Linked DNA regions of Mus musculus: region 2 is linked to region 1. A link is a loop called in an ENCODE intact Hi-C map of the cell type or tissue named here. Cell type or tissue: gastrocnemius. All regions are shown on one strand. Each heading gives the region's core, and the rest is flanking DNA. Links, peaks and the distances in the headings are about the cores only. Region 1 overlaps Arhgef4 (Rho guanine nucleotide exchange factor (GEF) 4). Region 2 overlaps Plekhb2 (pleckstrin homology domain containing, family B (evectins) member 2).

The links. A loop is a pair of places that touch in the nucleus more often than their neighbours do. Peaks named below come from ENCODE experiments on the same cell type or tissue, not always from the same donor. Only the 100,000 strongest peaks of a DNase experiment are listed, where the experiment ranks them.
Region 2: a loop joins it to region 1, with 5 times the contacts of the local background. A loop is called at or near these places in 19 of 42 quality-filtered maps.

Annotation. Positions count from the first base shown.
Region 1 is chr1:34,723,056-34,738,693 of GRCm38, reverse strand. It overlaps Arhgef4 (Rho guanine nucleotide exchange factor (GEF) 4), which reads right to left. Exons shown (of 14, transcript NM_001368773.1): 2 at 13,535-15,638; 3 at 6,286-6,585. Among named protein-coding and RNA genes, the nearest start is that of Gm32920, 42 kb to the right of the region's middle. In gastrocnemius, for the core only: no CTCF peak of the experiment used is centred there; a DNase peak (open chromatin) is centred at 6,249.
Region 2 is chr1:34,864,276-34,879,913 of GRCm38, reverse strand. Plekhb2 (pleckstrin homology domain containing, family B (evectins) member 2) reads right to left here. Exons shown (of 8, transcript NM_145516.2): 5 at 15,402-15,441; 6 at 13,684-13,773; 7 at 10,509-10,614; 8 at 329-3,003. The coding sequence ends at 2,867. Among named protein-coding and RNA genes, the nearest start is that of Plekhb2, 22 kb to the right of the region's middle. In gastrocnemius, for the core only: no CTCF peak of the experiment used is centred there; no DNase peak of the experiment used is centred there.

The DNA of each region.
Region 1 (15,638 bases), core at 2,828-10,827:
AAAAGGCTATTTAAAAGCAAAGTTAATAAGTGAACTGCAACTGAATGGGACAGGTTTCTGTCCATCTGTAGCGGGGCCCTGACTTGAGATATTCCACTTTAGAACGCTGTGAAAGGGCTGGTGATAGGCAGTACAGCGCCCTCTGGTGGTCACAGGAGAACAGACGCCCCAGCATTCCCTGCTGCTGCTAACCTTCTAAGCCTTAGTTGCATTTAAAGGGATGAAGAGCTATAACCGATGACTCTATCTAAGTCAAGAATTGCCACCATTCCCAAAGTCCCTGACATCTTCCTGAAGGTTCTGGTCTCCAGCTTAATTATCACGTTTGTAGCAGTGGGCTATAAGGTCAAACACTGAATCCCTAAATACTGAGCTGTTGCTTTGAGCAGGGGAAGAGAGCAAGGGCCCAGTGAGTTTCTGCTTTTACTCTGGGGAGGGCATGCTGGGCCTTGTGAACACCAAGCACCCACCACTGTGAGGCACAGTATCCCCGGCCCTGGCAACAGCTTTGTAGTTAAGATGCTATCACCTCATTTTTTAATGGGGTTATTTGATTTTATTAAGTCTACCTTCTTGAGTTCTTTATATATATTGGATATTAGTCCCCTGTCCGATTTGGGATAGGTAAAGATCCTTTCCCAATCTGCTGGTGGTCTTTTTGTCTTATTGATGGTGTCTTTTGCCTTGCAGAAGCTTTGCAATTTTATGAGGTCCCATTTATCGATTCTCGATCTGACAGCACAAGCCATTGCTGTTCTATTCAGGAATTTTTCCCCTGTACCCATATCTTCGAGGCTTTTCCCTACTTTCTCCTCTATAAGTTTCAGTGTCTCTGGTTTTATGTGGAGTTCCTTAATCCACTTAGATTTGACCTTAGTACAAGGAGATAGTAATGGATCAATTCGCAATCTTCTACATGATAACAGCCAGTTGTGCCAGCACCATTTGTTGAAAATGCTGTCTTTTTTCCACTGGATGGTTTTAGCTCCCTTGTCAAAGATCAAGTGACCATAGGTGTGTGGGTTCATCTCTGGGTCTTCAATTCTGTTCCATTGGTCTACTTGTCTGTCTCTATACCAGTACCATGCAGTTTTTATCACAATTGCTCTGTAGTACATCTTTAGGTCGGGCATGGTGATTCCACCAGAGGTTCTTTTATCCTTGAGAAGAGTTTTTGCTACCCTAGGTTTTTTGTTATTCCAGATGAATCTGCCGATTGCCCTTTCTAATTCGTTGAAGAATTGAGTTGGAATTTTGATGGGGATTGCATTGAATCTGTAGATTGCTTTTGGCAAGATAGCCATTTTTACTATATTGGTCCTGCTGATCCATGAGCATGGGAGATCTTTCCATCTTCTGAGATCTTCTTTAATTTCTTTCTTCAGAGACATGAAGTTCTTGTCATACAGATCTTTCACTTCCTTAGTTAGAGTCACGCCTAGGTATTTTATATTATTTGTGGCTATTGAGAAGGGTGTTGTTTCCCTAATTTCTTTCTCAGCCTGTTTGTCCTTTGTGTAGAGAAAGGCCATTGATTTGTTTGAGTTAATTTTATATCCAGCTACTTCACTGAAGCTGTTTATCAGGCTTAGGAGTTCTCTGGTGGAATTTTTAGGGTCATGTATATATACTATCATATCATCTGCAAAAAGTGATATTTTGGCTTCTTCCTTTCCAATTTGTATCCCCTTGATCTCCTTTTGTTGTCTAATTGCTCTGGCTAATACTTCAAGTACAATGTTGAATAGGTATGGAGAGAGTGGGCAGCCTTGTCTAGTCCCTGATTTTAGTGGGATTGCTTCAAGCTTCTCACCATTTACTTTGATGCTGGCTACTGGTTTGCTGTAGATTGCTTTTATCATGTTTAGGTATGGGCCTTGAATTCCTGATCTTTCCAAGACTTTTATCATGAATGGGTGTTGGATTTTGTCAAATGCTTTCTCAGCATCTAACGAGATGATCATGTGGTTTTTGTCTTTGAGTTTGTTTATATACTGGATTACGTTGATGGATTTCCGTATATTGAACCATCCCTGCATCCCTGGGATGAAACCTACTTGGTCAGGATGGATGATTGTTTTGATGTGTTCTTGGATTCGATTAGCAAGAACTTTATTGAGGATTTTTGCATCAATATTCATAATGGAAATTGGTCTGAAGTTCTTTATCTTTGTTGGGTCTTTTTGTGGTTTAGGTATCAGAGTAATTGTGGCTTCATAGAATGAGTTGGGTAGAGTACCTTCTGTTTCTATTTTGTGGAATAGTTTGTGAAGAACTGGGATTAGATCTTCTTTGAAGGTATAATAGAACTCTGCACTAAACCCATCTGGTCCTGGGCTTTTTTTGGTTGGGAGACTATTAATGACTGCTTCTATTTCTTTGGGAGATATCGGGCTGTTTAGATCATTAACCTGATCTTGATTCAACTTTGGTACCTGGTATCTGTCTAGAAACTTCACCATTTCATCCAGGTTCTCCAGTTTGTTGAGTATAGCCTTTTGTAGAAGGATCTGATGGTGTTTTGGATTTCTTCAGGATCTGTGGTTATGTCTCCCTTTTCATTTCTGATTTTGTTTATTAGAATGCTTTCCCTGTGCCCTCTAGTGAGTCTGGCTAAGGGTTTATCTATCTTGTTGATTTTCTCAAAGAACCAGCTCCTCGATTGGTTGATTCTCTGAATAGTTCTTCTTGTTTCCACTTGGTTGATTTCGCCCCTGAGTTTGATTATTTCCTGCTGTCTACTCCTCTTGGGTGAATTTGCTTCCTTTTGTTCTAGAGCTTTTAGGTGTGTTGTCAAGCTGCTAATGTATACTCTCTCTAGTTTCTTTTTGGAGGCACTCAGAGCTATGAGTTTTCCTCTTAGAAATGCTTTCATTGTGTCCCATAAGTTTGGGTACAAAGATTTCTCACCTGAGGAATACCAAATGGCAGAGAAGCACCTGAAAAACTGTTCAACATCCTTAATCATCAGGGAAATGCAAATCAAAACAACCCTGAGATTCCACCTCACACCAGTCAGAATGGCTAAGATGAAAAATTCAGGTGACAGCAGATGCTGGCGAGGATGTGGAGAAAGAGGAACGCTCCTCCATTGTTGGTGGGATTGCAAGCTTGTACAACCACTCTGGAAATCAGTCTGGCAGTTCCTCAGAAAATTGGACATAGTACTACCGGAAGATCCAGCAATACCTCTTCTGGGCGTATATCTAGAAGATGCCCCAACCAAGAAGACACATGCTCTACTATGTTCATAGCAGCCTTATTTATAATAGCCAGAAGCTGGAAAGAACCCAGATGCCCCTCAACAGAGGAATGGATACAGAAAATGTGGTACATTTACACAATGGAGTACTACTCAGCTATTAAAAAGAATGAATTTATGAAATTCCTAGGCAAATGGATGGACCTGGAGGGCATCATCCTGAGTGAGGTAACCCAATCACAAAGGAACTCTCACAATATGTACTCACTGATAAGTGGATATTAGCCCAGAAACTTAGGATACTCAAGATATAAGATACAATTTGCTAAACGCATTAAACTCAAGAGAGAACGAAGACCAAAGTGTGGACACTTTGCCCCTTCTTAGAATAGGAAACAAAACACCCATGGAAGGACTTACAGAGACAAAATTTGGAAGTGTGACGAAAGGATGGACCATCTAGTGATTGCCATATCCAGAGATCCATCCCATGATCAGCTTCCAAACGCTGACCCATTGCATACACTAGCAAGATTTTATCGAAAGGACCCAGATGTAGCTGTCTCTTGTGAGGCTATGCTGGGGCCTAGCAAACACAGAAGTGGATGCTCACAGTCAGCTATTGAATGGACCACAGGGCCCCCAATGGAGGAGCTAGAGAAAGTACCCAAGGAGCTAAAGGGATCTGCAACCCTATAGGTGGAACAACATTATGAACTAACCAGTACCCCGGAGCTCTTGACTCTAGCTGCATATGTATCAAAAGATGGCCTAGTCGGCCATCACTGGAAAGAGAGGCCCATTGGACACGCAAACTTTATATGCCCCAGTACAGGGGAACGCCAGGGCCAAAAAGTGGGAGTGGGTGGGTAGTGGAGTGGGGGAGTGGGTATGGGGGACTTTTGGGATAGCATTGGAAATGTAAATGAGGAAAATACCTAATAAAAAATGGAAAAAAAGAGATGTTATCGCCTTATCTGGGTTCATTTGTAAGCATCCTTCTTAAACAAACAGACATCATCATCAGTGAAGTCTTAATATTCCACATAACTGTTGTCCAATGCAATTATTACTGGGTTTTTTATTTAAAATTTTAATTCATATTCTCAGTTTTACCTGTTCTTTCCATCACATCAAGGAGTGGAAGCCTTAATGTAAAAATGCACCCATCACCTTGGGGATCTGAAAAACATCCATTTGGTTTCTTTTCTCACACAGATTTTGCCTTGGACTTACACCTAAAATAAATGTTAAAGTGAGGCTGGAGAGATGGCTCAGTGGTTAAGTACACACAATGCTCTCACAGAGGACCCGAGTTCACGTCCCAGTACCCACCTCAGGTGGTCCCCAAACGTTTGTAAATCCAGCTTCATGGACCTGACAGCCATTTCTGAACTACAAGGGCACCTGCAGCACATGCACACACACACACACACACACACACACACACACACACACACACACACACACATGCACACACACATGCACACACACACACACACATGCACACACACACACACACGCGTGCACACATACACGCACAGGCACACGCGCACACACACAGACACACACATACACACACAGGCACACACACCACAATACAAATTCTTTTAAAATAGTTTAAAATATGTATGTAGAAGTTATTCTTGCTTGCTTCTGTGTGACATAACGTGGTATCAGAGGGTTTTGTCAACACTGAAGGTGGAACCCTTGCATACACTGGGTGAGCGCTCCACTTCTAATCTTCTTCCCTGTCCTGTGTTTCTTGGCAGAGTCTCCCTGTTAGCGCAGCCTGGCCTCAAATTTATGACCCTCCTGCTCAGTCTCCTGCATGCCGGCATGAACCATCACACCCAGGGTCACGTGATTTTGAACAGAATACAAGATGATTAAATCAAGCTAATTAACTCATCTATCACCTCAAATATCTGACATTTTCTATGGAAAGAATATTGGGATTTATTTGCTCAGTGAGTAAATTGTATGGGATCGAGGCTGGTCAGATGGCTCAGCAGGCGATGACACTTGCCGCTGAGCCAGAGAGAGCTGAGTCCCGCAAGTTGTCATCCACCTCCCAGTGCGTACGTTCGCACATGCCTGCACATACTAAGTAATGACAAGTTAAAAAAAATTAAAAGCAATGTATGGCCTCCAGTTATTCACTCTGCTGAGCGAGAGCTATAAAAATAAAATGTATTCCTCCCGTGTAACAGGCACTGGCCCTTTGATTATTCTCTTTCTGGCCTCTCCAGCCCCTGCCTTGCTGGTAATCATTCTAGTCTCAGCCTCTGTGACTTCAGAGTGTGTGAACAGTATGACGTCATGTCTGTGAGAAGACGTGATATTTGTCCTTTGTGTCTGACAGATTTCACATCTAATCCTGTTCTCCAATGCAATCCTTGGTTCTAAGGACACAAACGGCTTTCCTTTTAGAACAACATTCCATCACATTAATAAGCCACACTTTCTGTATCTGTTCATGTGTTGGTGGACTTCAATTTCCATATCGTGGCTACCGTGAATAATACTGCTGTGGTGAATGATGGTCTGCAAATGTCTCCTCAAGGCGCTGATTTCAAGTCTTTGGGTAAATACTAGGAGGTGGGGGAGGAGCCAGCCCATATGATAGTTCTATTTTCACGATGGCTGTCCTAAATACAATTTTTCTCTAACTGTAGACATTGTGTTTTTGACAGCACCTGTTACCTTTCTACAACAACAAAACAAAACAGAAAACAGTTCTTGTCAGCGAGCTCCTGGGGATCCATCTATCTCTGCGTCCACACAGCTGGAGTACAAACATGTCACCAAGCCTGTTTTATTTTTTTCAAATGTGACTTTGGGGGATTGAACTCAGGTCCTTAAGCAATTTGGTTTCTGAGATATCCCCGTGGCCCCAAGCCTTTTGTCTTTATATATTGATTTATATCAGGCACTCAGGAGACTAACTAACACATAGGATCAGAGTGATCACTTTCTGTGACTTGGGTGGCCAAGGGTGACAGTCCTCAGTGCAGGACAGAGTCAGGAAATGGCAAGCATCCAGGCCATGTCAGAGGATGCCTGGCCTGGGGCCAGCTTACCTGAACTGGGTCCTCAGGCACTAACTCTGCGCACATCTGTCGTCTAAGCAGCATCTGTTTCTTCAGCTTCCTCCTCTGAGCCTTTTCGAGCCATATGTCATCGAAGCTGAAGTGTGAGTGTTGAGGGGCCCTCCTGAACTGTAAAGGGACCTCTCTGGGGACTTGCTCTGCGGACATGGAGGGGAGGGTCCGTGTCACTTCAGTGGCAGATACCGGCCTGTGAGGAGGCTCTGTGTAAGTTTTCTGATCATGGGAACAATTGCGCTTCTTGTCTGGCGGGCTTTCCTGGGCGATGTAGCTCTAGAGAGCAGAGGAGACGACATCAGAGACCAGAGTGAGCATAAATCAACTGGCGATGCTCCTCTTCCCCCAGAGTCTTTCAAATACAACACTTTATTTCAACTTATTTTTAAAGTGAAGATTGCAATGAGATACTTCATTCACAGCCATTTCGTAAAGTACTACATTAGACATAAAATAAATCTTATTTCTGTTATAACATCTACTATAAGACCATTTCAGACAAGAAAGCCTTCTGATTTGGTCAAGGGCCGAATCTGTAAAAGTACCTAATGAATGTGACATGACCATTAGAAATATCTGTGTATGTGCTGAAACACATGTGCACATGCATGCGGAGGCCAGGGGTCGATTTCAGGGGTCACTCTTTAGACTCAGTCACCTCAGTTTCTGGGATAGCGTTGATCATTAGAACCTGAGGCTCACTGAGCCGGGCTGGCCAGCCAGCAAGCCCACTTCCCCAGGGTTGAGATCGCAAGTGCATGCCACCATGCCTAGCTTTTTGATGTGGGTTCTGGGGACTGAATTCAAGTCCTCATGCTTTGACGAGAGCACTTTCCAAACTGAGCTGTCTTTGCATCCAGAGCTCTTGCTTAAGCAGAGAGAACTGAAACAGGGCAGATACAGCTCTCACCTCCCCAGCCACTCCAACTGTTCAGGGACAGCACTTCAGCATCGCAACCATTTCAAAATAAATCCTCTCAAGAGCAGCATAATACTTGGACTTTGTGTTCATATCTTCACCGTCTGTTCTTTGAAACCAACTCTCTGGGAGAAGAAACTCTCTTATTGCCCTGGTCACAAAAACTCATCCATTAAAAAGCAGCTCAATCAAAAACTCCAATATAACCATAGTTTCCATACTTTGGGGTTTATGATTCTCCCAGAAGCCATAGCTTACCAAATAAAAAGGCGAGTATTAGGTGAAGGACACCTTTCCTCAAGGTGTTGGAGATGTCCCACAGACCCTCAAACAATATAGGCTATCAGCATAACCCCTTGTTGCCCACTGAGACTTGGCATTATATCCCTGTTGCTGAAGATGGCACACACATTGGTCACAGTACTGGTCGGAAGGCTTCCTCCTTGCTGGCTAACTCTCACAGGACTGGAAGGTCCTATGCAGGCCCCTGGGGGCAGGGGGTCATCAACAGTCTTTCCTGGCTGTGTAACCCTGTAAGCTGCAATAATGACCAGCATTGCAAGATATGCCCATGCATCCAACAGAAGCACAAACTATCTTATGGGCTTAACCAACTTGTTTCTGATTGGTTTCAAGATCCACAGCACAGGATGAAATATGAGCTTGGTACTGCAATTCTAGCCAAGAACCTATGGCTGGGGAACCATCTCTAGCCCCTTACTATTAGTATTCTGCTAAATGGACATAGACTCAAACTGCCCTCTACATTCTTATCTCTCTACCCATAGGTTATCGCAGCTCCCAGACTTTATCATACATTTCTTTGTGTGGATGGCGGTTGATGCAGAAACTCACAGCTAGTTAAAGAGCAGAGAATACATGTCAGTGGAATGTTCAGTTATAAGTGGGACATCTATATCACCCCCAAGGGTCATGAACCACTACAGAAGAGGAAGTAGAAGTATGTAAGAGCCAGAGGTTGGGGAGGAGTGGAGCCAAGCCATATCTTCCATACAAGACATGATCACTGCACTCATGAATTTGTAGTGGCTGTGGCTGCCTGCACAAGATCAAGCCAGTCAACCTTCTGACACAGAGAAGGAAGGGGTTTATGAGCCCCATCCCTGGCTGAGAACCTAGTCAAAAATTTCTGAGGGAGGGAGGGAGGGAAGGAGAAAAGGAGGGAAGGAGGGAGAGAGAGAGAGAGAGAGAGAGAGAGAGAGAGAGAGAGAGAGAGAAGAGAGAAGAGAGAAGAGAGAAGAGAGAAGAGAGAAGAGAGAAGAGAGAAGAGAGAAGAGAGAAGAGAGAAGAGAGAAGAGAGAAGAGAGAAGAGAAGAGAAGAGAAGAGAGAAATGTCTTTAAACATGTGACCCCTGGCATGTTGATCTCAGTTCAGTGGAGTAGCACAAATTGAATTTTTTTGTATCATAAAAAAAGAGGAGGGGGAGGAGGGGGGATCAGAAGGGAAAGAAGATGAAGATCAAAAAGAACAAGAGGAAGGAGGAGAAGAAGAAGAGGAAGAGGAGGAAGAGGAAGAGGAAGATAAAGAGTTGGAAGGGACATAGAGGTGAGGGAGGCTCTGGGAGGAGTTACAGGAAGGAGGGGGGATGAATATGATGAAAATATATTGTATCAAATTCTCATCAAATTAATAAAAAAATATATCTTCAATTACATAGAAATTAAAGATAAAATACCCTTCAACTATGAAAGTAAGGGCCTGGAGAGATACTTAACACTTACTGCTCTTGAAGAGGCACAGTTTGCTTGTCAGCAGTCACACTGGGTGGCGCTCACAACTGCCTTTAACCCTAGCTCTAGGGCACACAACAATCTCCTCTGGATTTACACACACACACACACACACACACACACACACACACACAATTTTTAAAATGAACTAGTCCTACAATTAATTCCAATTAACTTTCTCAACTCTAGCTTGATGTCAGGAGCAATGGATTGGATGATGTCATCTCTATCATTGCTATCTATTCTTTTACTTGGGAGCCTCACAGGAGGACACTATTCCTCCCAGAACTCTTGGTGACTACCTTAAGGAATTTCCTCAGTTGATTTAGCTGCATGTTTTAAGTTCCTGATTAAATGATGTGATATATTGGATGATGTGATATATATCTCATACAGATATGTATGATATTTAATATCATAGGATATTACATTATATGATATAATTATATATTTACAAATAACTGCTGTTATTTGTAGAAACCTGGGGGAAATACAGAGACATTTAGTTATGTTTTTTATGTGAAGCAAACATTATCACGCTGATAGAATTCTTACTGTAATGAAGAAATTATTTCAGACATAATTGTCTGAAGCAAGGAAGACTGAGGGATTTAAATGAAGCAAAGCTTCTACATTTCCCTTAACTTGGCGAAATGCCTATACTAGGGGACCAGTAGATGGTAAGGTGCATGTATACAACACAATACCTGGTTCCTGTCACTTAAAAATCAAATATATGACATAAACATTAAATTAAACTCTAAAAAAATATTCAGGTAGCCCATAGATTTTCAGAAGAGACCAGAGAAGTGAAACACAGAAAAACTAAAATGGAGACATAAACTATAGTCCATGAATAATTATTATAATTTGTGTGTGTATATGCATATGTGGTATAAGTGTCTGTACCTCCTCCAACAAGGCCACACCTCCTAATCCTTCTAATTCTTCTCAAACAATTCCACTCCCCAGTCACTATCCATTCAAATATATGGCCATCATAGATATACATGTAAAAATTCTTTAAATACTAGCTAATGTGATTTAACAGTGTTTTGAGAATTATACACTATAACTAAAAGGAACATGTTCAGTACTTAAAGGGAAGGTCAATGTTTAAGAACTCAGAACTGTACACATTTAAGAGGTCAAGGAAAGTCATATGAATATATCGGTGGATTGAAGAAAACTAACATAGTACAATAGCTACTCAGGTTTGATACAAAGAAAACTCTGAATGGACTAGGAAGAGAGGGGCAGACCTTCATTATGATGAAGAGTATCCACAGAACCCTACAGTGGACATGGGGTCTTGAAAGACTGGCCACTTTTCTTCCATGACTAGGGACCAACCTTGCTCCCATCATGGTGCTTAACATAGCACCAACCCTCTGGCCACTGACATAAAGCAAGAAAAGGAAATGGAAGGAAAACAATCTGTCCCTTTGGTAGATGGCATGAGATACAAGTTGACACACATAGATCTCTTACATTTCTACATATCAGCAATTAATGTGTATAACCTCAAATTTAAGATATAACGCCATTTACAATAGCTTATGTGTAAAGCAAACCAAAATTGTCTAGAACGGAAAGACAAGAAGATCTAGAAAATGAAGACCCTGTTTTTATCAGTTATTCAGCATGGTAAAGACTCCTGTTCGGTTTCAGTTCACACCGCTTAACCTTGCTCCCACCAAAGTCTAAGCAAAGATGCTTGCAGATGAAAGTTAAGATTCTTCTAAACTTGGTATGGAAATGCAAAGGAACTAGAACAAAATAATTCTGAGAAATGGAAAGTGGGAATAGTCCGTTTACTAGGTCTTAAGGCGTTGTTCGTTGACAGTCACTAAGATCCTGTGGAACTGAGCACATGATAGACACAGATTGAAGACACAGGAGTGGAAACCCATATGGCCCATTCAAGACCTAATACTGCAAGCAATTCAGTGCTGCAGTAACTGACTACCCAGAGGTGGAGAAATGAACTTCTACCTGAATCTCACACCCTAACAAATTTTTCTCAAAGTACAGAAATCATCAGTATGGAGGTTCCTCACAAAACTAAAAATAGCCCTACCCTACGGTATGACCTCAAAGACTACAAGTCAACATATCCCAGAGACACCTGCACATCAATGCTTACTGAAACGCTGTTCACAAGAGCTACATAAGGGACCAAACTCTGTGTCCATCAACAGTGGAATGGATAAGGAAAATGTGGTTTGCCTGCACAGTGGAATTAAGCCAAACCGAGACAGACAACTGTTACATATTTTCTCTCGTCGGTGGGGCCCTGATTTTTTAGGTTTATAAAAATCACATATAAAATGGATGACAGGAGAGTGGAGGTGAAACTGGGTAGAGGACAGAGGGACTGATGGGATGGAAACAAAAGAGAGTCATTAGCAGAGCATGGATGATGTAATATGCTCAAAGTACATTGCATTGTGGGAACATAATCAAAAGAATAACATTTGGCAGATAATGCCTCGGGGCACTGTAAGGTCCCCGTCTCTGCCTCCCAGGGCTGGAGCTTTAAGTGGGCTACCATGCCAGTTTGGCATGCCGATGAATTCTGAGGATCCAAACTCTAGTCTTTATCCTTTAACTGGGCAGCCACCTCCCTGGCAATTTCTCAAACTCTAACCTCGTACTTGACCTGTGAGCTGTCAATCATGTGGGCTCTTGACCAGAAATGAAAATGTATACCCACCATGGTGTGGTGCATAAACGTTCACAAGAGTTCTAGTTGTGATACGTTGGATCTGAAAGCTGCCCAAATGTTTCTTAATAGATGAATGGTTAAAGATAAACTATTAATTAGCTATGAAAAGGGGTTATTGATACATGAAACAACTTAGGCAGGTCTCAAAGGACTTAGGCTAAGTAAATAGCCAATCTCAAAATATAACATTTTTGAAATGTAACCATTGACTGGGCTTGGAAGTAGTTCAACCAGGGCCGGGAGGATGTGAGTAGAAAGGAATTTAGCTCAAGGGCAAGGAATTTGTGTATCTTGCTGATGACAGTCATTGCATGTCCTTACACTTGATAGTCATTGCTTTACAGCTCTGTCCATGATATAAAATAGAAGCTGTGTAGCTACAGATTGATCATCCCTCGTATGAAAGCAAATAAGCCTAAAATACACAAAACCCCAAATTAGAAAATCCCATACCTGACCTTAGGCGGTCACAAGGCAAAGGAGCAGTAAAGACACTAATGATGTTTTTTGTTGTTTTGTTTTGTTTTTTGTTAGTTTGTTTGTTTTGTTGTTGTTGTTGTTGTTGTTGTTGTTGTTTTGAGACAGAATTTCTCTGTGTAGGCCTGGCTTGTCCTGGAACTTGCTCTGTAGACCAGGCTGGCCTTGAATTCACAGAGATGCACCTGTCTCTGCCTCCCAAGTGCTGGGATTAAAGGTGTGCACCACCACTGCCCAGAAGACACTAATGAACAACCTCCAGCCTGTGTGTGCCAGCCATGAATGACACTAGCGAGTCCTGTGCCTGAGATTCATTTTATATTTGTGTGTATGCGCACATGCCCATGCAGGCTCCATTGGAGGGCAGCAGAGGGCTTTGGATTCCCCCAGAACTAGAGTTATGGGTGGTTGTGAACCTCCTGAGGTGGGTACAAGAACTGAACATTAATCCTACGCAAGAGCGGCAAGAGCTCTTAGCCGCTGAGACATCATGCCAGCCCAGCCTTGCATTTAAGCTTTAGGGTCATCCTCAAGCTGTCTCATCTATGTCTATGGCAATATTGTAAAGTTGCAAAGGTAATTGAAACTTGACATGTTTTTTGTGATCTTACTGTTGAGTTTTGAGCCTTATTTGTGTGGTGATAGTTCTGCCATTGGACATGCGAGTTGCAAATGGGGGTTTAAACGCATCCTTGGAGGGTGGTGATGGAGTCACCTTGCACTTACATACATACTTTTGACATTCCAAGAAGCCCTGACCACCCTCCAGATGCCCTATCCTTCCGTGTGTGTGTGTGTGTGTGTGTGTGTGTTGAAGCTTTATAATGTTATATTGTATTCTGTATTTGGATTCAGTGAAGTAAATTTCCCTATGGTGTCTTTTAATATTGAATGTTTTTTTTTAAATTTTACCTTAAAAGTGATGCAAAGGGTGTTAAGGATGTAGCTCAGTTGGTAAAGTGACTGCCTAGCATGCATGAGGCCTTGGGTTCAATGCTTGGCACCCCACAAAATGCTGGGCATGGTGGTTCATGCCTGTCACCTTAACACTTGGGAGGTGTGGGCAGGAGGATCAGGAGCTCAAGGCCCTCCTTGGCTACACTGCAAGACGATGGCCAGCCTGACCTCTATGAGACCAATACTAAGAAATCTAGGTGGTTTAGTAGCTTGAAGCACTGCAGCCATGCCTGACCACTTGAATTCAGCTCACTGAACATTGTGAGAGCAGAGAGCCCATTGCCATTTGAGCTGAAGCAGCCCCTGCCCCAGAAACACTTACTAACTCAAGGGAACATCCCTCCACTTGTCTTAGGTAATGAACAAGTTGTTACCACCAACAGCTCACTTACCTCATTCCCAGGATGGTCCCTAAGGAAGGGCACTGTGCCCAGGCCATGGTAACACTGGCACTGGCTCTTGTCTTCCTTCTGGTCGTTCTGGTTTAGTGTTTGCAGAGAGAGTAAGAGGCTCGCCCTGGCCTTGGATGCCTTGGGCCGTTCGGGGACTTCTGAACTTCTGTTGGCGTCCTTGTCACTTCTGAGAGAGACCATGGAGACAGCACTAGTCCTGCCTCTAAGGCAGAGATCCATCCTCTGCGCCCCAGCCATGGGACTCCTGGGTTTGGGGCTTGTGGGTCTGCAGGGCATGCCTTGGTTCTCATAGGTCAAATGGCAGGCAGAGCTGCAGGGGAGGGCAAAACTGATGTCAATCTGCGCTGCTCCGGGGCTGGTGGCAGAGGTCAGCCAGGAAGACTTTGGGAAGACTCCAGAAGAGAGGTGCGTACTGCTTTCCTGGGCAGCAGTGCGTCTTATGGTCGGTTCACTTCTCCTCCGGTGTTCCGGAGAAGCCAGATGGCTGGAGGACAGAGTTGCAGGGGAGTTTAGGGGTGTCCAGTGCTCCCCAAATACATGGCTGTCGGTGTCAATCGTCCACTTCTCACAGTGGCCTCTGGTGGCTGGTGGGGAAGAGCAGAGGAGTTGGGGAAAGCCTGGTTCTGGAACCCCACTCACTAAAGCAGGTCGTTTGGAGCCTTCCGCATCTTTGCTTCTCAGAAACGCACGCCAGGAGCCCCGGGCTCGCCTGCGCTTCTCTTTCTCGCCTTTGACAGAGCCAGTATTTGTTTTCTCCATAACTTTGGCTTCAAAAAAATTGGTAAAGGTCTTATGGGCTAAGGCCAGCCTGGCTTTGATCTTGCTTTCTGTTGTTTTCAGTCTCTTGATGTTGTAGCTTTCTGGGGAAGGTCCTTCACCGCTGAGGTCCCCAGATGTCCCTACTTGAATCACACCAGATTTGGTCTCCAGAGATACGCTCTGGTGCACGTGGTGCAGAGGTGGTTCCCCCTGGCAGGGACTGTGGGGGACCCTTTCTTCGGGGCTAGGGCAAACTGGGTTCAAGTCCTCTGAGGTTAAGGCCTGGCTGTAGGGTATGTCCCCGCCAGGCATCTCCCTGGACCAGGGCATGTCAGTTCTTAAAGGGGTCATCTGAAGACAGGCAGGGTGCTGCTCTGACTCCAGCACACTCTGCTGAAACCCACCGCATGGTTCCTGGAACTCCAGTGTTGTGGTGCTTGAAGCCAAGACTCTTGAAAGGGGACCCTCTACCTCGCCCGCGCAGGCGCAGATTTCCGCATTCTCCGCATCGCCTGTGCCACACCTTCCTCGTTTGCGATCTGAGCTGGGCAACTCCTGGTTCTGCTCGGTGTGTACACACTCAGACCCTAAGTCCAATCTTTCCCCAAGCAGCTCGCCCTCCAGTGTCTCCTCTGAGCTCAAAGTGTCATCCGAAGAAGTCCTAGAGACTGGCACTCTCACGTGCTCTATGCCTTGGGCCAGCAGCTGAAGAGCCCCACCATCCACCTCTGCCCCTGGACATCCCAGCAGCTCACATTCATTGCCAAACACGGGCATTTCTGAGGCCCTGGAAGACTCATAAGCCGTGGCGCTTGTCCCCTTCTCTGGAAGGTGCCCACACTGTGGTTCTATGAGACAGTGAGCCTTCCTTGTAGAAGTCTGCCTTCCTTCCTGCTTTACTGCTATCATAATGAATTTGCAGCTGTGCCTGGAGGCCCCGTGGGCTCCTGGAGCCTGCCGCTGGCCAGAAGGGGAAGGCTCCGGGTCATCCCCAGGTCCCTGTGCACACTCACTCCCAGGGTTGCGGTGAGATACTTCCAATGTTGGGAAGTCCAAAAGACTTTGCAAGGCCTTCCCATTGCGTTGGAGGTCTAGAACCACTCCCTCTTCTGCTGCTTCTAAAGAGCCAATGACACTTGATTTCAGGGCTGTCCTTGGGGCACAGGCGCTATCGCTCTCTTCTTCCCAGGAACCTGCAAGCATTCTGTTGCACACAGGTACCTCACCATGGCAGCAGTGTTGTGGGAAGAGGGAGGCCCTATCAGGCGGCTTTCTCTCCTCCTGGAGAGCACTCATTGATGGGTAGTTCTCCGTCTGGCTTCCT
Region 2 (15,638 bases), core at 2,490-10,489, 140 kb before region 1:
GTGATTTACATGAGTGGGCATGTGCCCTTGCTTGAAGACCAGAGGCTTATGTCAGGCCTCTTCCTCTATCACCCTCCGCCTTATCTTTAGAGACAAGAGTCTGTTGATGGATCCAGAGCTCACTGATTGGCTAGAAGACTAGCACTCTGGGGGCTGGCCCTTCTCCAAGCTCCAAGTTCTACGACTACAGATGTCTGTAGCCACATCTAGCTTCCATTCGGGTGCCAAGGGTCTGATGTCGGATCCTCATGCTTTTGTGACAGGCAACTTAACTACTGCTCCAGCCACCTCAAAATAATTTAAACATACGACAGAAGTCACAATGAGACACGGTTTAAGGTTAGTGATCATTTAATATTTTAACAAGTTCACTTATAAACATACTGTATGCACAGACAGGGAGAAAACGGGCTCGGTAGATGCAACAGAATAACAGAAGCAATCACAAAGAAGACTGTCTGCATCCTCTGCCTTTCATCTTTCATCTACGTAGACTGGAAGGCAAAATGAGAGGGTGCATGGGGTCAACAACAGATGTAGAAAATAAATCTGAACCATTCTGTCTCAAACGCAGGAACTTGCTACACTCCAGAAGGCTACTGTGGGCACTAATGACCTAAGCCAGGCCTTCTTGGCAAGGGACGATCTGAGGGAGCCTCAGGCCTTCCATATGAAAGGTTCTTAAATCAAAGAACTAGGAGAGCAATGACATCAGCCACGATGCAGTGTCAGCAGCCAGCCTCTTCCAGCCCTGCATCATCATTTAAGTCTCAGTGGAGGAGACATGTTCCTCAATGCTGGACAAGTCGTTCCCTCTAACTCAAGAATCGCAGGACTCACTGAGGTACAAGTGACGCCGCAAAAGCCATCGAAAGGGTGGCGTCTATGAGGATCAGGGCTGAGGAACTGAGATGCCCAAGAATGTATTCCATTCTGGGTATATAATCAAGTCAAACTGGTGACAGGAATGATCAGGCTCAACTATGGCTGCCTGGTACAGCTAGCCCCATTGGGGCCAGGAGACAGGCAGGGCACACCCATGGGACAGTAGGAGACAATTCTGTTTCAAAAGTACTTCAGGGATGTGACTCAGTACTCTATGGCTTTAGGAATGCCAGTAACTAACTCTAAAATTAAAATCACTGTGAAACACTAACCACTGGTTTTAGTGTTTTGTAAGTAAAGCACGGAGCTTTAGCAATGGTGACACTGTGAGCAAATGGCAGTCATACAGCACAGGATGTAAAATCAGCATCATGCTTATTAAAGCGACACTGAACGGCGTCCGTACCATGTTGTCACATATCCCATCTATCAGAGATGACAGAAAAACAAATGTCAGCTGGAAATGGGCAGGTGTCAACAGGTCCCCAAGGAGTATCGAGAAAGCACTATGGGCACCACCTCATCTACTTGGCAACTGTCTCACATGGAGATCTGTTGAAGACTTGATCTGACCAAGAAAGAGCTACCCAGCAGCACGGCGGCAAGGCAGCACGCATGCACTGGGCTGAGCAAAGTCAGAATGAATGCTTCCTGGGAGCACCCTGGAGAAACAAGACTATGCAAAGTAGAGGGCGGGGGGCCTTCACTGTGCCATCCCACCTTTGTGCCGGGGTACTGTTTGAAACTAAAATATGCCAGTCACAAAGCTGGATTTGGGAGCTTTAAAACATGAAAGAACATAAATTTTAAATGCGTGGAACATGTATTCTCTAATTTTAGAAATACAAATTTTCGTTAGAAAGCCAGATTGTGAGCTTCTCAGAGTGCCACACATTTGGGGACCAGAAATGTTTTAAGCTCTTCTGAGGTGAGCGGGTCTGGACTGAGAACACGGCTGGATCCCCATAACATGAGGGATTAGAACAAATCCCTGAGATGCTCTACCCAATCCCATTTCTCACTCAAAACCTGAGACTCTGGACAGCCACGGGGCCTCCCTTCCACTGCTGAGGAAAAGCCTCCCCAGGACCACGCAGTGTGGGCCCCAGGAGGCCTGAGGCAGGAACATTCAAACAAGGCTCTCCTCAATTCCCCTCACCATACTTTCTTTACAAGTAGAAAAATAGTCTCTATAGGCTCTCTGCAGCCTGAGCTGGCAATCAATATACCTAAAACAAACACTGAGAGCAGGTCGCTGGGCAGCTCCCTGCATGCCTCCACCCACCGGCACTCGAATCAATTCCTAACTCCAGACTAATGCCAATCATCCCCAGGAAAAGCAAACAGAAGAATAACAAGAAAATAAAACTGGGCAGATTACTGGAGCGTAATTTTTAAAGGGAGGGGGTGGCCCTCTGCATCCTGAGCAGCCAATCCTGCTGGTGATACCTAGGAGCTTCAAGGGGTACCTAAGTGCTCCAAGAGGTACGTTACAGGGTCCTCACACCATAGTCTTGCAGGAGCCACCAGCCCACAGCTCCTAGGGTAACACGCAGCAGGGGTCTAGAAGAGAATCCACAGTTAAAGAAGCTGTGACTCTCCTCACCACACTTGCACACATCTTCCTCCATCAGCAGTATTAGTATTGGCATAGCAAGGAAAGCCATCCCTTAATTCAACACTGCACCTAACTGGACGGAAATTGCCCATTTAACTGGGTGTGTTTACATAAAGCCATCCAAAAGTCCCTAAGAAAGACTTGGTGCAAGCTAGTACCCGGAAGGACTCAGGCTCTCACTCACAGCATACCTCGGGCTTTCTTTGTGGTACCATGCAGGTCAGTCACAATTATTAGATTACCACCTTCAAAAGAACTATTTAAATTATTATGAAAGACACTTGTCACAAACAGAAATGCCCTGCAAATCAAATTACTGCACACAGGACTAACAGAAGCTATGCACAGAAAATGTTGAAGGCTCTAGAAGACCCAGAACAGAGAGCCCAGGGCCATGCCGGTGGCTGCCCCGGCGAGCATGCCCAGAGCCAGGTCACTGTCATTGTCTCGGTACCGCTCGCGGATGATGACTTGGTTGGCAGGCTGTTGTCCATAAACTCCTAAAAACCAAGAGGAGAGAGATCTTTTAAGATGTAATTTGGAAGTCTGACATTTACTGAAAAGATGGTGCCCTTAACATAGGCACTGTATCCAATCTCCACGTGGCCCCTTTGTTTGTTCACTAGTTGGCTTTCAAGGTCCTTCAGGAAAGTGTTAATAGATGGCTTCAGTGAGTTCAACCCAACCCTTTCCAAGGCCCACCACACATTACACAAGAAAAACGCTGTTGCAATTTATAAAAGACAATACATGGGGGACTGGAGGCATGGCTTAGTATTAAGAGCGCTTGTCGCTCTTACAGAGGACCTGGCACCCACGTGTAATCCCACAAGCATCAGTAACTATAGCTTCAGCGATCCAATGCCCTCTTCTGGTTTCTGCAGGTACCCAGTGTGCACTTGGTGCGCGCGCACACACACAGCCAAACACCCAGGCATGTTAGATGCCCGTAAGGCCTGGCATGGTGACGCATACCTTTAATCCCAGCCACTGGGAGACAGTGAGAGGGGGACCTCTGTGAGTTCCAGGCCAGGGATACCTAGTGAGAGTCTGTCTTAAAGACAAGAGGGTGGTACAAGCTTGCAGAGAGGAAGTTGATCATCCTTCCAGAGAACTTTATTAGAGGAGTGTGGTGGTTTGGATGAGAATGCCCCCATAGGTTCACATGTTTAAATACTTGGTCCCCAGGTGGGTGAAATGTTTGGGAAGAATTAGAAGGTGTGACCTTACTGGAGATGTGTTACCAGGGGTGGGATTTAAACCATTCCCAGTTAGTGCTCTCTCCCTTATTCCCTCCCTCCCTTCACCCCTGCCCCACCCCACCCCCGACCTCCTATTTGCAGATAGGGCCATACGTTCTCAGCTATTGTTCCAGGATCATGCCTGTCTGGGCCCTTCCATGACAGTCAGGGACTCACCTTCTGTAACTGTAAGCCCCAATAAACTCTTTCTTCTATAAGTTGCCTTGGTCATAGTGTTTCATCACAGTAATAGACAAATAACTAAGACAAATATGACCTCACGATCACAGAGAAGAATGCCTTTGGTTCCCTCCCGTTTCTTACTCGGAGGTTTCCAGAGAGATGGAGGGGATCCATACACTGTGACCTAGGCTACCCTCCAGAAGCCGGAGAGACGCCAATAAGGAAGAAAAAAAATGGAAAGCTGCCTTGGAATTCGGAGGGAGGCAGACCCACATCTGACGAGGAGAGGAACGCACTTGACTGTAGAAGAGCTGCTGAGGGACCTGCCTGACTCCATCTTAAGATTAAAAGCCATCTTGTTACAAGGTCAAAACAAGTTCATTCCTGTTTACTACAAAACTTAGATTTGAGCAGGTCTTGACCCATTTTCTGGAATTTGACATGCTCCACACGCTATACCCTAACCTGCATCCTGATAGAATGTCCTGCCAATAATTTTGAAATATTCAGCCAACTTCCTACTTAAGCAAAATTCCTCTGGAAATCTCTCAACCCTTGAAAATGCCCTAGTCTTGCAGGTGTTTGGGTTTGTTTGTTTGTTTGTTAGCTATATAAACCTCATTGTCTTCTATGTTTGATGCTATTTTCTCAAACCCTGCTTTAGGGAGATAGCCTTGTGTGACAAAACAATAAATAAATCTTATGTAATATGACCAAAGAATTTGGTAATGATCTTTACTCTAGCTCCACGCGATTAACTCTGCAGTTACACCTCAGGCTGCTTATCTTACTCTGGAGAGGGCTGCAGGATAGGGTTTCTGGAACAGAGAGTAAGGAAGACAGCAAGAGGAAACTAGGACCTTACAAACACTGGTCTCTAAGAACTCACAGATTGGCCAGGGTCCTCTCTCTGCTTGCCCAGTCCAAACCCTATAACACTGCAAAGTTCAGAGCACAGAGAAAGCTACAGAGGCCCACCTCGGGTTTCCATGGCAGCCCTCCACTACATGCTTGCTGGGATGAGACAGATGGGGAAGAGTGTGGGAAATCAGGGGAAGTCTGCTTGAAGATGAAGCGGCACCAAGCAACCATGGTGGCTCACCCCTGTCATCTTAGCATGTGGGGGCTTACGGCAGCCACACTGGCTTCTCACCATCTGAAGTTTCCTTCCTGTGAAGTACAAAGTGGGGAGACGTATTCCCAAATCCCCTTCCGTGTCACCACACTGCATTTCCTCAGTTGTGACAAAGATGCGAAGATGTCACCAGAAGGAAAACACCATCATGAGAAAAATCACTCTTGATCCGTAAAATGGGTGTCTTGGCCATTTTCTTTTTGGTTGGTTGGGTTTTTGTTTTGTTTTGTTTCGTTTTGTTTCGTTTTGTTTGTTTGCTGAGACAGCCTGTGTATTCCCACTGGTCTGGAAGTCACCATGTACACCAGACTGCTCTGAAACTCGGGGACCCAGGTGCCTCTGCCTCTGAAGTGCTGAGATTGAAGGTGAGCAGCCCACATCCAGCTTGTTAACTTTGTACTTAGGTTAGTCTACAAAGTAACGAGTTTCACTATGTACCCCACTCACACAGCGTTTGAGGGCATCTCTTCCCCACCGGCTGGAACACACTACTGAAGTTCTAAGGTCAAGACAGGTCTCTCTTGAGGATTTAATTTGGGGGGAGTGGTCACTGCCATGACTTTGTTACAGACTTTTAGACTTCAGTCATGCCCAAACTAAAATATTAAAAACAGACTTCTCACTCACGGTATGAGCTAGATACATCTTCCTTACCATACCTCTGGCTCAAAAAAACACAGTCAGTTCTTCAACTGATGCACACTAAAGGAGAAGCCCACTGAGGCTATCTGGGAGCTTCAAATGTTCCAACATCAAAGGTGTAGTCAAAAAGTTTCAAGAATATGGTGTGCATACACTTGGCGCTGAGGCACTGACAGACACCAACGCCATGTCCTTAATCTACACTCAAGAACGGCATCTCCCTAGGTTTTTTTTTTTTTTTTTTTTTTTTTTTGCAGAATGAATCATAAAAGTTCCAAGAAACCCAGAAGAGCACCTGGGAAAAATCTTCTTATCCAAATTGCTAAAATGTGCTGCATGCAGCTACAAATGTGCCCACCTGTGCCGTAGCTTGGAGAATTCTGAGCTATACTTCCTCCCATGGTGCCACAGCCAGCCTGTGCCTCCTGCACTTCCTCTGCCCACCGCCCCACCTCTGCCTCCTCACCGGTCGCCTTCCCTGTTTCCGCCTCTGCCTCTACTTCCTTCTCCATCTCCTCCTCCACCAGTACTAACAGCTGTTCTGCTCAAATAACACAGTCCCATTAAAGCACACCAGGATGGACCATTAGCAAGAGTGGCCCATACATGTAATAGCAAGAGATCTACTGGAGGAGACATTAAGGAAGCCTAGGAGATTAATGAGAGGAAGAAGCAGATTAAACCATCAGCAAAGGAAGACTCACCAGTCCCTGGCTCTGACTCGTAATGAGTCCCTGCGAAGCCTAATGCCAAAGTGTTATCAGCAACTGTCGAACTGTCTTAATTATGCCCGGCAGAAAGAAGCTAGACATCTGCAGAGACAACTTGAGAGTGTTAGTACAGAGAGGATGGATCTGAGGAGATGCCTCTGTGCTTCAGAGTGCACACTGGCTCTTGTAAAGGACCCGAGTCCAGTTTCCAGTATTCAGGTTGATGGGTTCATAACTGCCTGTAACTCCAACTCTGGGGGGTTCGAAACCTCAGGCCTCCTCAGCCATGTGCACATTATCCACAGGTGTACAAACAATTTAACATAATTTAATTTTTAAAGCAAGAGAGAAGGGAGGCCTGGGGGAGAACTCTTCTCACAAGAAACCATGGAAACGGCAAGTGAGTTTCTTGCAGGCTTAAGGAATTTCAGCTGCCACACTATAGACACTCACCTGAAACTCTGTCACTTTAAAACTTTAATATTTATTTATTTATTTGTGGGTGTTGGGCATGCTCCATTGAACCATCTCACCAAACCCATCTCTGCACTTTTTGCAAACACCCATGATGAACAAAAGGCCAACCCTGCCTGATGTCCTGTGGTGATCCATGTGATATACAAATAAGGTCAGTCTTAATGTAGCAGATTACCATCTTAGTTTCTCTGTCACTGTGATAAATCACCATGACCAGTACAACTTAGAGAAGGACAGGCTCATTTGGGTTTATGGATCCAGAGAGATTAGAGTCTGTGCCATCACAGAAAGAAAAACATGACAATATGAACGAGGAACAGCGGAGAGTTCACATCTCAAAATAAGAGCAGGCAATATTCTCAATATCAGATGCAGATATTGTTGCCCACTGAAACCTATCAAGCTGGGCCTCCGCAGACCACATCGCTCTCAGCACTGTCTTCCAAGAACCTACTGGGATGGCCTATTAAGCTCTGCTTATAACATCCAACCACATGTCTAGGTCAAAGTTTCGGTCTTCCAAAAAACAAACAAACAAAAACAAAACAACATATAGTCAGGTCTGTCACAGCAATAGCCCACTCCCTGCCTTAGTTACCATTCTATTGCTGTGATAAAAAAAACAAAAAACAAAAAACACCATAGCTAAGACAACTTATGGAAAGGAGTTAATTTGGGCTTACAGTTCCAGAGGGTTAAGAGCCCATTATCACCACAAGAAGAAACCAAGGCAGCAAGCACCAGGCATGGCAGCTGATCAGCGAGAGCTCACATGCCCAACCATGAGCAGGAAACAGAGAGCTATCAGGAAATGGTCCAAAGCTTTTGAAACCTCAAAGCTTGCCCTGAGTAATACACCTCCTCTAGCAAGGCCACACCCCCTAAACCTCCCCAAACAGTGCTACCACCTAGGGTCCAAGTATTCAAAGGCCTAAGAATATGTGTGGGGGATATTGAATTCAAACCACCTCAACTATGTATAGAGAGACTAATGCATTTCTATTTGAAGAAGCAAAGAACACAAGGTGACTACACATACTTCGATACAAAGTTTCTAGATCATTTCCAGTTCTGAGATGGTAAGAGAACCAAGAGATAAGAGCATAAGTTCAAAGCAGTTATTGGAACAGAATGACCCACTTTCGATTAGAAAGGCTGTGCAGACAGGAGTAGCTGACTTGAGCTTGCACTGCACAAGTGTAGTTATAACACTAAGAAAACAGCCTGGTTTCTGTTCACCCCGTGCTTCAGCGGCAACCAACAAGATCCTGTACTTCAGCTTGTAAGGTTCAAGCGTTCACTACCACACGGCCCAGCACAGTAGCTCACACAAACAATCCCAGCACTTAGGGGGCTGGGAGGAGGAACTCAAGCCGAGAACCAATCTGGGATGCGCAGGAAGACCCTGTCTCAAAGCAAACAACTATCAAGTATTCATAAAGTAGACTTTCTTTTTCTTCTTCTTCCATTTGTTGTTTATTCTGTGCCAAGCCAGCCTCAGCTGAAGAAATCCTTGAACTTCTGATTCTCTTGACTGTGCCACTTGGGTTTTATGCCACGCTGCGGGTTTGTTCAGGCTACATGGGATTCTCCCACCTGAGCCATAGCCTCAGGACTCAATTCCAAAGAAATAAAGCAGACCATCCCCTAGCTGAGAACACTCGCTTTGCACAGGACTCTGAAGCACGGGCCCAACAGAACCTTAACAGCGGGCTGTCCTTCAGGCTGTCCTCTGACGTCCCCACACGAGCTGTGGCACACATGCGCCCACACACGCATACACAACACATGCACAGGAAATAAATACAAATGTAGTGCTATTAAATCAAAAGGACTTTAGCTACATAAAGATATGTAAATGTCCAAAAGCCATTTTTAATACCTTGCATGGATGTTCCTATCCTTCCATTTGGCTCACTGCTTTTGTTCTTATTTGTTTGTTTGTTGCTTTCTTGTTTGTTTTTTTAATGCTGATCACTGAATGCAGAGCCTCACATACACCAAGCACTAAACTTCACCCTCAGACTTGATATTCTTTACTCTTTGTATTTGTTGTTCACATGCACAGAGCTAAGTGAATGTTCCAAAGACTTCAATGTGGGCCTTTTATTTTCTGCAGTGTCCGGCCAAGGATTCTCTAAGGTCCCTAGCAGGTTTCCCATGGATCTTGGTCCCACCTCAGAATCCCATATACCAACAGCAGTAAAAATCACATCTCACTAGATTTTAAACTTTCTTGCTAGTCTAAAATTGTCAAGTTTAGGGCTGGAGACATGGCTCAGCGGTTAAGAGCACTGACTGCTCTTCCAGAGGTCCTGAGTTCAATTCCCAGCAACCACATGGTAGCTCACAACCATCTATAATGGGATCTCTTCTGGTGTGTCCGAAGACAGTGACAGTATACTCATATATGTAAAATAAATAAATCTTAAGAAAAATAAAGCATTTAAATAAAATTGTCATGTTTAGTAAATAAGAATAGAGACACACCATTGGTTTGAATTTCATATAACAAATAACTTTTTAAGTATAACTATGTCCCATTAAACAACAACTAATTATTTTGGGAGCTATAGAAAGAATCTGAGAGGCCATGTGTGGCAGACGCACCCTTTGCCACTGAGCCCCAGGGAACCTCTTGTCTCCACATCCCCAGTGCTGGGACACAGGTGCACATTGCCATGCCTGGCTTTTATATGGCTCTTACATGGCGCTGGATCCCATCTCAGTGCGCATGTGTAACCTCCGGTGCGCACGCTCACACAGCAAGCACTTCACCTGCGGAACCATCTCCCCAGCTCCTTAGTCTTACTGTAGATTTGTACTGTGCCACCAGAATGCCTTCTAAGTTGTGTGGTTTCATTACACTATTCCTTACTTATCATGAGCTGCTAGTGTTTCAGACTGACTGGCAAGGGGGCTGGAGAGACGGCTCAGCAGTGAGATCACCTGCTGCTCCTCCAGAGAGCCCTGCTTCAGTTCCCAGCACCCACAAGTCAACTCAACCATGTATAACTCCAGTTCCAGGCACCAAATGCCCTATTCTGGCCCCGACAGGCACATGCACTTATGTGCACACATCTACAGACAGGTACACACAGGGAAAACTAAATCTTTTTAAAAATGTTTAAATTGAGTGACATACGGGAAATGTAAGCAACTAAGGTATATTTGGTTACATTTTAAATAAAGATTACTAAAACCTTTAAATAATCAAAGACTGGGCTGGAGAGATAATTTAGTGGGGCCAATCTGACAACCCAAGTTCAAACTCTGGGACCCACACAGTGTTAGGAGACAACTGATTTCCTTGAATTGCCCTCTGGCCTTCCCTCATGGGCTGTGACATACATGTACCCACACACATATGTGTAACAAGTGCACACAAAATCAATAAAAATGTAATCGTTTTTAAATAAAAATCACTCTAGCACTGTAAAGATATGTGAAAACCCAAAAGACTATTTGAAGAAAAATACACAAAGCTCAGAGCGGCAAAGTGATTTGGGGTCTCCAGTGAGAGCGTGCAGCTCATTTAACTTCCAACTGGAAAGGAGGCCTCCTCCTCCTCGCCCCGCTGTACGCAGAGACCGGGAGCGGCAGCCAGCGTGCATTACCTGCATACGGGTACTGGTATGGCACTGCATATGCCTGCCCGTTGGCGGCATAGACAACTTGAGTTCCTGCGGGGTATGCGCCGCTGTATGGACCATAGCCGTAGACCTGGAAGGAGACAAAGTCCCATGAGAAACACAGTTTTGAGGGAGGGGCTGGTGAGTTGGCTCAGTGGGTAAAGGCACTTGTCACCTAGCCTGATGACATGCTGTGTCCCCTGAAACTCACATTGTAGAAGGGATGAGTTGAGTTCTAAAAACTGTCCTTTGTTAGCAATAATGAAATCAACATACTTAAGTGAGCAGGGGTGCTGGGGGAGGGAAGGGGAGACGAGAGATGATGTGATGATACATACATGCATACATATATACATACATGTATACATACATACATACATGGGTGGCACCTGACCTCCACAGGTGTGCAATGGCGTATCCTAAATTGGTTAGTGGAGACACTGGTAACTCAGAAATCCCAATGAGTACAGATAGAAAAGGGGGAGGGACCAGGGAAAGTTTGCTCTCTCTGCCCAAAGAGCCAATAACTCCTCTACTCTACACAAACACTAAGAGCCCACTGCAGGAACACCCTATTCCCATCCCCAAAGGTCAGAGGTGGAAGCCCTAACCAGCATGCGCTACAACAGCCTCAACTACAACTACAACAGCTACAGCAAGCCTCCCCTGACCCCCTAGAGTACAGCCAGAAAAGGATGCACGTGGAGGATCTGGTGTAGACCAGATAACAAGGCACTCACTCTACCATGCAGCAGACCGAGGAGTGAGCCACAGAGTCCATCACTGCCGAGCAGAGGCAATCTGCCCTCCCCACCCCTAAGAACCACTAAAGGCCTTGTGGGGGTGGGTCAGCTGGCCGGACACCATGCACCTGTCAGTGGAAGTCGAGCAGTAATGGGCAGTCCTCTCTTCCCAACAAAGTGCTCTAAGGAGACTCAGAGAAAATCTAAACTCCTGAGCTGGAGCCCGGCCCCCGCTGTGGGCTGAGAATCTGGACTCCACCTGGCAAGATCCGAGTCTCTCCATGTTTAAAATGTCAGGGTTTTGACCAATAATCACTTTTAGCACGAACAGCCAAGATCGCAAACAAAATGACACAGAAGAAGGCCCACACTGAGACTGTAGAGATGTCAGATGTGGGCTGGAGTGCAGCTCATTGGGCGGAGCTTGCTAGGCATGCAAGAAAGGCTAGGTTCCAACCCAGCACCTAGGGTGAAAGATGCTAGAATTATCTAGAAAGGACTTGTGTATTGGGCTCTGGTGTATATATGTTGTGCAATGTATGGTGCAGGGGCAAATGTACATGTATAGAAGGTATACACGCCCATGCATGCATGCAGAGGCCAAAAGAGGACACTGGGTGTGCTCGCCCAATCTCTCACTCCCTCTACTCCCACACCTTATTCCCTTGAGATAGCGTCTCTTACGGAAAAGATTTTTTTTCCTGCCACAGTCTACTAGTTCTTTAGAACTTTCTATGTAGGCAAGGCTGACCTCAAACTCATAAAAATCCACATGCTTCTGCCTTCTGAGAACTGAGTCTAAAGGTGCGCACCACCACACTCAGCTCGGGAAAGAACTTTTTCAAGACAGGGTTGCTCTGTATAGCCCTGGCTGTCCTGGAACTCGAAATATAGACCAGGCTGGCCTCGAACTCATGGTGAGCTGCCTGATTCTGCCTCCTGACTGCTGGGATTAAAGGGGTACGCCATCACACTTGGCCCTCTAGAAAGGATTTTAAAGTAATTATTATAAAAATCTTTCAGTTAATAATTAGGAAATGAACATACTTAAATGAAAAAAATTAAAAACTCTACCCAAAATAATAAAAAAAAACATATAAGAAAAACTCAGTATAATACATACTATATATTAATATACAAAGAATACAAGTTCTGGAACTAGCCAGGGTGTGGCGCTGCACACTTGTAACTCCAGATTTTGGGAAGCTAAGAGAAAGTGATCAAGCCTTTACAGCACCCACATGGCTCACAGGGCTCACAACTGCCCTTAACTCAAGTTGCAGGGTATCTGGTGCCCTCTTCTGGCCTCGGGGTGTACTGCATGCATGAGGTGCTCACAGATACCTGAAGGCAAAACACTCATACACACAAAATAAAGTGTATCTTTTAAAAACAGACAGTTACATACAACCATTTGAAAATAATGGGATAATTATAAATCCAACGAACGTGTACTAAATTTTTATGCTGAAAACTGTAAAATGTTGACAAAACAAAAATAAAATAAAGAAAGCCAGGAATAAAAGCAGAGTGACAAACAGAGAAGTCCACGAGGCTCAGAGCAGCAAACACGCCTTCTCTCTAAGCGTGATGCATTGGCTTACAGCAGCTTTGTCAGAAACCTTGCAAGGCTTTGCAGTTAATACAGATAAACGGATCCAGGGCTGGCCAGATGGCTCGTTGGATAAAGGTGCTTACCGCCAAGTCTGCTGGCCTGAGTTTAATCTGCAGGACTCACAGAATGGAAGGAGAGAACCAACTCTCAAGTTGCCCTCTGACCTCTACCTGTGTGCTACAGATGCAGGCACTACATATACACACACACACACACATATACACACATATACCATATATATATATATATATATATATATATATATATATATACATACATACATACACACACACACACATATATATATATACACACACACATATATACATACATATATATATATACACATATATACATACATATATATATATATTATATATATGGTTTTTTGCTTAATTTGAGATAGACTCTCTAGATTAAGCTGGCCTCCTGTGCAGCCATGAAAGATCTGCATCTCCTAATTGCCCTGCTCCTGCATCCCAAGCACTGATCAGGAGTCCAGGTTTGTGTAGCTACCCCCAGTTTATACAGTGCTGGGGACCAAAACCTCCAGCTTGCTAGGCAAACACTCCATCAACTGACCACATCACCAGCTCCAAGAGCTGATCTGTTTCATCTAAGCAAAGAGGAATACTATGATAAAAAGGGAAGCCTTGGAGTGTATTTCTAATTTCCCTGAGACTGACTTAAGATTAAGATCAAAACTACAACCAGAAACAGAAGAAAAGAGACCAACAGAAATGGGAAAGCAGCAGAGAGCCCCGGCTTCCCTCATGTGTATGCTCTGCTCAAACCTCCCTACCTCAGGGGTTGGTGTAGCATAGGCTGCGTAGGGAGGCGGGGACGCGGCCACTGCAGTCTCTTCAGACAGGATTGCTGAACCAACGTAAGCCTGTGGGAGACAAGAGAGCTAGGACCAAGAGCACATTCACTCAGCAAAGAAAAGATCACAAAGACCCTGCTGGAGCAGGGGCAGCCTCCAGCCTCCTAAAACACCCTGAGTTCAGCAGCCAGTCCCGGCTCAGCCCCAAGCCAGAGCGGGGCACTCTTGGCCCGGGAAGGTACCTGAAGCTCGACTGCCTATAGACCAAGGGCTACTACCCTTATCAGTCCATCTGGTCACAATCACAAGTGCACAGATGCTCTTCTGTAGTCTAAAACCTGTGTGTGCCCCAGTGGAAAGGTAAAAAGTAACTTTTAAAAATCCACACGTAGATTGCACTGGGATTTTGCTAACTGCATGGCTCACTGATGTGAAATTCCAGGGCAGGGGCTGTTGGTCAAAGAAGGGGGCACGGAGTGAGCTCTGAGGTAAAGTAGCTCTGGCCAACAAAAGCTGCGACCACTGAGCTTTCGACTCTGTTTCCCACCTGTGCAAATTCTTCTGTAAGCCTCTTGTACTTTCCTATATTTTTCTGTATATATACTGGAAAAATTAGAGTCCCACCTAAGAATGAAAATGTCAACCACAACGATCTTGGGCACGAGGAGGCACTGCCAGGGATACTACAGGATTTATGGTTTCTTAGTATTAGGGATACAGGCAAGGCCAAGGTCGCCATAGCTTTTGAAGCTGAGGGCTAAAGTCTTTTTGGTTGTTTGCGGGGGGCGGGGGGTTGTTTGCTTGCTTGCTTGGTGGGTTAGCTGGTTGGTTTTTCTGGTTTTTCGAGACAAGGTTTCTCTGTGTAATAGCCCTGGCTGTCCTGTACTTGCTTTGTAGACCAGACTGGCTTTGAACTCACAGAGATCCACTTTTGCCTCCCAATGCTGGGATTAAAGCCACCATGCCCGGAGGCTGAGATCTTATGGGTGAAGTGGGCACCGTGGTTCTCTTTGAACTTTTACTTCAAATAAGAGAAGAAATCAAGATGCCGGAAACCTGGAGGAAGGTGAACACCGCCAGGTAACACTGGAACTGCGACGGCTGGCTGAGGAGGGTGTTGTCTTAGTTAACTTTCTCACTAGTCTGACTAAATAACCTGATGGAAGAAACTCAGAGGAGAAGGAGTTTGGTCTGGTTTGCAATTCTAGAGGGACACAGTCCATCATGGTGGTGAAGGCGCGGCAGCAGGTGGAAGAGTGGCAGCGGGCAGAGGAGGCAAGGTAGAAGTAGCAGGAAGGAGCTGGTCATATTACATCCAGGATCAGGACTGAGTAGAAGTCAAGTCAGGCTCAAGACAAATCCTCGGTGACCCCTGGTGACGCCCTGCCTTCCAGCGAGGCTCCACCTAAAGGTTCTGTAACTTCCCTAAACTATTCCAACAGCAGGGAGCCAAGCGCTAAAGCACGTGAGTCTATGGGGGCTGTTTCATATCAGACCACAATAGGTGCCTCTTACCATATCCAGCATGATCACTGTCAACGAGAGGCACCCTGCCCTGTTCTGCTCAGGAAGACAGGAGACCCTCCCCCTCATCCCCACCCAGCCCTTCCATTTCCCTCTTCCAGCCTCCTATTCTCCAGTTTGCTACACAGACCCACGATGTACCAACTGGGCTGGAATACCCATGGGCAGCTTACTGTGTTTGTTCTGGAATCCTGCAGTGTAAACTTCCATGCCCTGGAAAAAATGAAAAAACAGAGTACTCTGAAGTAATCCAACATTCCAACGATTCTTAAGTTCAGATAAGCCTCGGCAGTCCCGGAAAGGCTTCTGTGTAGAGAGGGACGGCTAGGCCCTAATCGCAGCACTTAGGAGGTATATACAGGAGGACTCCCATGAGCGTAGATAGATAGCTGCATAAACAATCCTCCCTT